Regions from separate parts of the Mus musculus genome. Here regions 2 and 3 are each linked to region 1. A link is a loop called in an ENCODE intact Hi-C map of the cell type or tissue named here. Cell type or tissue: left cerebral cortex. All regions are shown on one strand. Region 1 holds the start of Ptbp3 (polypyrimidine tract binding protein 3). Region 2 overlaps Susd1 (sushi domain containing 1). Region 3 overlaps Shoc1 (shortage in chiasmata 1).

Region 1 (2,500 bases):
AGGGAAATTTATTATAAAATATACCTCAAATACAGCAATAGAACACTCCATCGGCTGCTTCTCTCTCCCTTCCTCTTCTCTCTCCCTTCCTCTTCTCTCCTCTCCCTTCTTCTCCTGAGTGAGTGCTGGGATTAAAGTCATGTGCTATCACCACCTGGTCCGCTGCTTTTCTCTGACATTTTATTATTACTTTATTTTTCTGTGACCTAGGATGGCCTGAAACATACTATGTAGCTCAAGGTAGCCTTAAACTCAGGTAGGAATTATAGGCACAGTTATGTGCCTATATACCAAGTTGCTATTTTAAAATCCCATGTGGCAATGTAGGGTGGAAATGTTTCTAAACTTAATGTTTAGATTTAACATACAAAATGTTTTTTGACATCTTCTTGAAAAGGGGAACTGAAATTTCTTTAAAAATGACCTTCCTGAATTGCAAGCTGGTTATACTTTTTTTTTTTTTTTTTTTTAAAGAAGTGTCTACTTATTTTAAAGTAGGTAATCAGGAAAGAGATTGAAGTTGTTACTTCCTTTGAAATGGTGTGGGCAGACTTTGAAGACATGGCTTAAATGGCTCAAATTTCAATGATCTGTGAATTGAAAAAGCATTCCGTTCGTTCAGAAGTAGATGTGCTTTGAAAGAGGGGGAACGTGTGTTCTCACTAGTTATACACATTATATGTACTAAATAGCTGTTTTACGTTTTACGTGTAACTTGGTTTTGCTCATACTAGAGGAAAGGGTTTTGGTGCAAACAAAACATTTTCTGGCTGTGAAATTTCGGAGATCTCTCGCGTACCTGGGAAAACATTAATCCTTTCCAATCAGGCTCCCCCAGCCCCGCCCCGCGGAAGGATGAATAAATAAACTTATAAAATACTGGCATTGTAATGGCCATTAAATAGCTATGCAATGAAAGTTTCTTTTAGTATTTGATTGTTGGGTAGAAAAGCACTCAGATTAAAACCGTGTGAAAGTGAAGATGGACTTCAGTCCTGGGCAGTCTCATCTACTTCATTTCTTTCCCAACCACACCTATCCGTCCAGTGCAGGTCTCGGAGGTCAGGGTCTGGCGGACAGGCTACCGTCGCTGCTCTCAGGTCCGGAAAGACCACTGTCCACCCCTGCCCCGTGGACGTCGCGCGGGTCCCCTGCCGTGCTGCCAGCAGTGTCGCCCGCCAGTAGTAACTCTGCTCTGCTTCAAAAGTTCCCTGGGGTCCCCAGGCTTTTCTAGCCAGCACCGTTCAGGGCCCTAAGCCTGAGTCCCGGGAGCCGGAAGGCCCGCGGGCTTGTAGGAGGGCGAGTCGCGAAGCGGGAAGCACAAGGCGCGCGTTCCCGCGAACGCAGGCGCGACGCTGGGCGGGGGGCGCGCACGCGCGCGGAGGCATGGGCGGGGGTGGTGGTGTCGGGGCGGGGCAAAGAGGCGAAGGCGGGAAGAGGGCGCCCTGGAGTCCAGCCGAGCCCCGGGAGGGCGTCGACGCCGAGGGGGCGGGGCCAGGCGAGGCGGGAACGCGCTCGCGGGCCGGGAGGGCGGGGGCGCGGCGCTGGCGAGAGCGTGCCCGGTCCCCGCCCCTGTTTCCCACTCTTCCTTCCACCTCTGACCGGCCGGAGCTGCGGAGCGGCTCCGCTCGCTGGTTTCCCGGAGCCGCCGCCCGCTTTCTCCGCCCGCGGTGAGCCCGTCAATCCCCGCACAACGCGCTCCTCCATCTGGGCCATGGATGGGTAAGTGCCGGGTGGCCGTTCCGGGGCTGCGCTGGCCTCGTTTCCTCTCGGCGACGCGTCCCGCCGAGGCCGGGGAGCAGGGCGCGACGCCGGCTAGCGGAGGAGCGGCCCGGGGCTAAGCCCGACGGCAGGGACCTTGGGAGCGCGGGGGTCTGTCCGCCGCGGTCTCCGCTTCCTGCGCGCGGCGCCCCCGTCACGTCCGCCCCTCGCAGCCTCGGGGCGCCTTCGGGAAGCAGAGACGAGCCAGGGCCGGGGTGCCGGGCCGGACTCCCCACACTTCCTCTCAGAAAATGGTGCGCGGCGCTGGCGGGGGCGGAGGCTGAGGCGGCCGCGGCGCTCGGGGAGTTGCTGTTTACCGGTGGGGTGGGGCGCGCGGCGGAGCTTTCCCCCGGCGGCGGGCCCGGGCGAGCGGCGACAGCCGTCTGGGCGGCGACCGGGTCTCGAACTGCGGGCCCGTGCGGGTCTCGGAACCGGCGGGGTCTCCCGATTTGGGCTGTGAGATACGTTAACCACTTCTAAATACCGAGCGTCTGCACTTTATCACCAGGGACGCTTCCTCTTCGTTCCCCACCCCCAAGAAACTTCGTGAATTCGCCTCGGGCGATGTCAGATATTGTGTAAGTGTAGATTTCCGGGCGCTTTCAACTGCTCGGTTTAAATGGGGTCTGTGACTAAAAGGGGGAAAAAAAAAAGAAAAAAGAAAAAAAAAAAAAGATTTACAGTCACCTTTTCCGAGCTCGTAATTTCTCTGGGAACTCTGGAACATGGGGCAGGACCT
Region 2 (2,500 bases), 190 kb after region 1:
AGATTTTTTTTCTTCTTTGAGACAGGGTTTCTCTGTAGCCCTGGCTATCCTGGAACTCACTCTGTAGACCAGGCTGGCCTTGAACTCAGAAATCCGCCTGCCTCTGCCTTCGAAGTGCTGGGACTAAAGGCGTGCGCCACCACGCCCAGCTTGATTTTTTTTTTTAATCATTCTTTTTGGCAGTATCTGGATAACATCGATATCTTTCTTTAGGCTGCTTCTAATCAGGGACCAGAAGACCCCCTCCCATGGATGCTTAGGACCATGCTTATTTCTCTTAAGCAGGGTTAGGCATGTTTGTAGCACAAGCTTGATAAGAATTCAGGAACATTAAAGAAACAACAGCTGACATTCTTTCCAGGGAATGAAGCTATAGAAGTGTATTTCTAACCTTCTCATCTCACCAAGAAGTGCTTCCTTTAGCCCTCTGTCCTTTCTGTTTACTTCCTTGAGTGGGGCGTGCAGGGGCGGGGGGATGGGATGAGAATTCTTCTTTTATCCTTAAAATGTAATTGTATTTGGAGAAGTTTTGAGATTATTCTGAGTCAGCCTTCTTAGGTACCTAGAATATCCTTTTAATATTTATATTCAAGTGTGTTTTGATTTTTGTAATATTATCTTGAACTATACTTTTAAATATTATGTCTCCAACGTACCCCCTCTTGGTACACCCTGGTTATGCATATGTTGGACCGTTTGCCTATATTTCAGTTTTAACCTTTTGTGCTTTTGTTTTTTTATAGATCTCATTTTAGGATAGGCCTTTAATTCCAGCTCTTGGAGGCAGAGGCAGGCAGATGTCTGTGAGTTCGAGGCTAGCCTCTACATAGTGAGTTCCAGACCAGCCAGGACTATATAGTCAGACCCTGACTTGAAAAAAAAAAATCTCATTTTACTGTTACATTTTCTCTACTATTTTTATTAAATTTTATTCAAATCTATTCTTTCATAGACATCAAGAAATTCAGCCTTTATTTCTAACACCGGTTTGTCCTTCTCTTTCATTTTTTTTCTGAGTTCAGACACTTCTCTTTCAGTCCCTTTCTGCTTTATGCCCATTTCTGTTCTTAGTTAATTTTCTGACTGGAGATATTTTTCTTCCTATCCTCAAACGATTATTTATTGTGGTTTTTTTCCCCTCCCCTCATTTGTGGATTTCCAAAACGATAGTGTGCCTAAGCTGCAAGGTTTTGTTCATAGAACCTTGTTTTTGAGCGGACTCTGCGGTTGTCTATGGAGTCACGGCCCGCCGCGGTAGCTAACGAGATTCCCGGGTTCAGAGCGCCCTCTTCCGTCAAGGGGTGAAGTGCAGTTGCTGTAAAGAAGCATTTCTTTTCTGTTTTGTACTTGGTTGAGCATGAAATCTTCTGTTCTAGTTTAGGGTTTTCTGCTCCGTGGGATCTTGCACTAAGTTTCTTCCTGTCGACACTTACACTCCCAGGACACTCCCAAGTGTATGCGCTTCTTTCTTCTTTGCCTTTTCTTTGCCAGGAACAGTGACTTCCGCAGCTGCTCCCCAACGCCTTGATATGTCCTACCTATCTTTTCTCTGTAGCCAAGGCTGTGGTCACTCTGGTCTGTCCCCATGTTTTCACACTGAAAATGGCATTTCTCTCTCTCTCTCTCCCTCTCTCTCTCTCTCTCTCTCTCTCTGAAGGTCTCTAGCTCCCTGCCTGCTACACAGCTCTCTGCACAAACACTCATAGGAAGTTGAGAGAAAGTGGCTGGAATTTGATACTTTGTTTGTTTGTTCGTTTGTTTGTTTGTTTAATGGTGATTTTAAGATTGCTGTGTTCTCTCTGCTCTCCAGTTAGGATGATAGCTCTGTGTGTCTGTGTGTTCTGTGTGTGTGTGTGTGTGTGTGTGTGTGTGTGTGTGTGTGTGTGGTGTATGCACCTGTGTGTGGCAGGAAGCGTGTTTAGCCCGTGTACAGACCAGGTTGGTGTGGACGTCTTGATCACTGCTCTTCACCTTGTATTTTGAGACAGCGCACTGTTTTGGGTACCTGGGGCGGTCCAAAAGGATGAGAGCCAGTGTCAGTGAGCAGCCCGCCTTCAGAATCCACCTCCCAGTCCTGGCATTACAGATAAAAGCTACTGTTCCTGGCTTTTACCCAGGTTCTGGGGACGTGACCTCAGGGTGATGCTGGCCCAGTACACACTTCACTCATTGAGCCGTGTTCCCAGCCCAGCAACATTGTTCTCATGTTATTTTATTTGCTCCTCCATTTGACCTGAAGAATATTTTGGAGAATATGTAGAGAGATTCAGATTCGAGGGACCATGGTTTTCCTTGGATGGAGCAGAACTCTGATATCTGTGTTCTAAGTGCTGAGTTTCCGTCTCTGGGTCCTACTGGTTCAAATCTTTCCACCTGGACCCATCCCCCTTCTCTTCTGTACTTCATACATTACTTCCTTTTCTGTAAATTTTCTTCTTTTGGGATTCCCGTGGTTGATTTCAGGTGGTTTGGCAGCGTTCCCCTGGAACCAGTCTGTCTA
Region 3 (2,500 bases), 450 kb after region 1:
TTGGGGCTGGCTTACAGGTTCAGAGATTCAGTCTGTTATCATCATGGCAGGAAGCATGGCAGCATGCAGGCAGACATGGTGCTGGAGGAGCCATAGTTCTACATCTTGATCCGAAAGCAGCAGCAAGAAGCTGTCTTCTGCAGGCATCCAGTAGGAGGGTCTCTTCTACACTGGGCAGAGCATTTCTAGTTATTTCACTGAGGTTAATCTTGGAGATATAAATATTTCACTGATTTTGTTCTTAGCTTTAGCACTGCTGGCATAGTGTAAAAATAACTTATTCGTGCCAGCCTTGTTGTCACTGGGTACACATAAACCAGTGTGATGAGGAAAATGTATGTTTTACATCCTTAAAAGCTATTAGTGTGTATTGGCTATTTATATATTTTCTTTTGTAAAGTGATTTTATTTTCTACTGGCATCTAAAAATATGTAAACACACCAATAATTCCAAATGCATTTAACTTTATTCTGATTAGTTCTGCTGATGTTTTCCTTTATTGATTCTAGCACTGAATTTGTGCTTAGAAAAATGTTCTTTTTTTTTTTTATGGTTTCTTTTGTTTTTAATTACAAAATGTTCTTTTATTATATAACTTTTCCATTGTTTAAGGATTTGTTTGTTTTGAGACAGGGTCTCTCTATGTAGCCATTACTGATCTAGAACTCACTTTGTAGAGCAGGCTGACTTTAAACTCACAGAAATCTACCTGACTCCTGGGTATTGGGATTTTTAAGTGTGTGCCATGGCACCCTACTAATTTTTAAATATATTATGTAATTGTATTTCAGGTTTTTTTATGTTTAGGACTAGGGACATTTTTTAATGTTTAAGCACTTTGGTATTTGTTCCAGTATCATTTAGCTAAGAGTCCTTCCCACTATTAGAGATGATGCTTCTATTAAATGCTAAGTTCTGACCCACTCCAGTTGAATTCTGGGTTGTCTACGGTTTTGTCTATTGTGTTAATGTCACCTAATCAGCTCTTATATACCTGTGACATATGCCATCTGTCTCTTGGTTTTTCCCCTGACTTCTTCGTGTATTTGTCGAGATTTAGTTTGTAGTCATTTTCCCCAAAAGTTCTAAATAACAACTGTTCGGAAATCAGTGTTAGATCCTTGAAAAATGTTCTGGTTAGTTTTCCTGGCTAGGGGACGAGGAATGTCTTGCCTTTTATTTAATATTTAATATGGGTTGTTGTTGTTGTTTAAGATACTCACCGGTTTCCACTAAGAAATGATTACTGTTGTATACACACATGTTAAGGAACTCACCCTGTTTTTGTCTGCTTAACTTGGGTTTCTTAGGTGGGCAGGAGTGACTCTAGTAAAGTTTCCTGTTACCAAGCCTCTTTTTTCTGCTTCTTTCATAACTAGCCACCTTGCATTTCCTGCTTATCATTTGTCTACAATAGAGTAATACACTGTGAGCACACATGCTTGCTGTAGAGTAAGAACTCCATGTGATACACTACCACTGTACTTGTGTAAGGAAGCCACCATTCCCATGAAAACAGCCTTTGTCTAACAGCATTGGTTGTGGAGATTTGCTGACCTCTAGTGGCTGCATCAAAAATGGTGGTTTAATTGAAGGGACTGAAAGGGTATAGGGATGCCAAGTGACATAAAATGTCCCCTTGCAGCACATATATCTAAATGTGGCTTTATTTGGGGTGACAAGCTCAGAGCTTGTGAGTAACAAGGAAATGGAATATAAACCAATGCCGTTTCACTCTTTTTTAATATTTAAATATTTTTATTACGTATTTTCCTCAATTATATTTCCAATGCTACCCCAAAAGTCCCCCATACCCTCCCCCCCCCACTCCCCTACCCACCCATTCCCACTTTTTGGCCCCAGGGGGAAAATTCCTGAATAGAACAGCAATGGCTTGTGCTGTAAGATCAAGAATTGACAAATGGGACCTCATGAAACTGCAAAGCTTCTGTAAGGCAAAAGACACCGTCAATAAGACAAAAAGGCCACCAACAGATTGGGAAAGGATCTTTACCTATCCTAAATCAGATAGGGGACTAATATCCAATATATATAAAGAACTCAAGAAGGTGGACTCCAGAAAATCAAATAACCCCATTAAAAAATGGGGCTCAGAGCTAAACAAAGAATTCTCACCTGAGGAATACCGAATGGCTGAGAAGCACCTGAAAAAATGCTCAGCATCCTTAATCATCAGAGAAATGCAAATCAAAACAACCCTGAGATTCCATCTCACACCAGTCAGAATGGCTAAGATCAAAAATTCAGGTGACAGCAGATGCTGGCGAGGATGTGGAGAAAGAGGAACACTCCTCCATTGTTGGTGGGATTGCAGGCTTGTACAACCACTCTGGAAATCATTCTGGCCGTTCCTCAAAAAATTGGACATAGTACTCCCGGAGGATCCCGCAATACCTCTTCTGGGTATATATCCAGAAGACGTTCCAACTGGTAAGAAGGACACATGCTCCACTATGTTCAGAGCAGCCTTATTTATAA

Evidence for each region. Hi-C counts contacts between places; a loop is a spot of excess contacts. Peaks named below come from ENCODE experiments on the same cell type or tissue, not always from the same donor. Only the 100,000 strongest peaks of a DNase experiment are listed, where the experiment ranks them.
Region 2: it touches region 1 in a loop (4-fold over the local background); 29 of 42 quality-filtered maps call a loop at or near these places.
Region 3: a loop joins it to region 1, with 5 times the contacts of the local background. A loop is called at or near these places in 21 of 42 quality-filtered maps.

What each region holds. Positions count from the first base shown.
Region 1 is chr4:59,548,370-59,550,869 of GRCm38, reverse strand. It overlaps Ptbp3 (polypyrimidine tract binding protein 3), which reads left to right and starts at 1,506. Exons shown (of 14, transcript NM_178164.3): 1 at 1,506-1,722. In left cerebral cortex, no CTCF peak of the experiment used is centred here; DNase peaks (open chromatin) are centred at 859, 1,466 and 2,015; H3K4me3 peaks cover 1,813 bases; H3K27ac peaks cover 1,239 bases.
Region 2 is chr4:59,359,690-59,362,189 of GRCm38, reverse strand. All of the region lies in intron 10 of Susd1 (sushi domain containing 1), which reads left to right. Among named protein-coding and RNA genes, the nearest start is that of Susd1, 78 kb to the left of the region's middle. In left cerebral cortex, a CTCF peak has its summit at 1,291 (motif pointing left); a DNase peak (open chromatin) is centred at 1,276.
Region 3 is chr4:59,095,617-59,098,116 of GRCm38, reverse strand. The region is part of intron 5 of Shoc1 (shortage in chiasmata 1); the gene reads left to right. Among named protein-coding and RNA genes, the nearest start is that of Gm35527, 21 kb to the left of the region's middle. In left cerebral cortex, a CTCF peak has its summit at 1,560 (motif pointing left); a DNase peak (open chromatin) is centred at 1,553.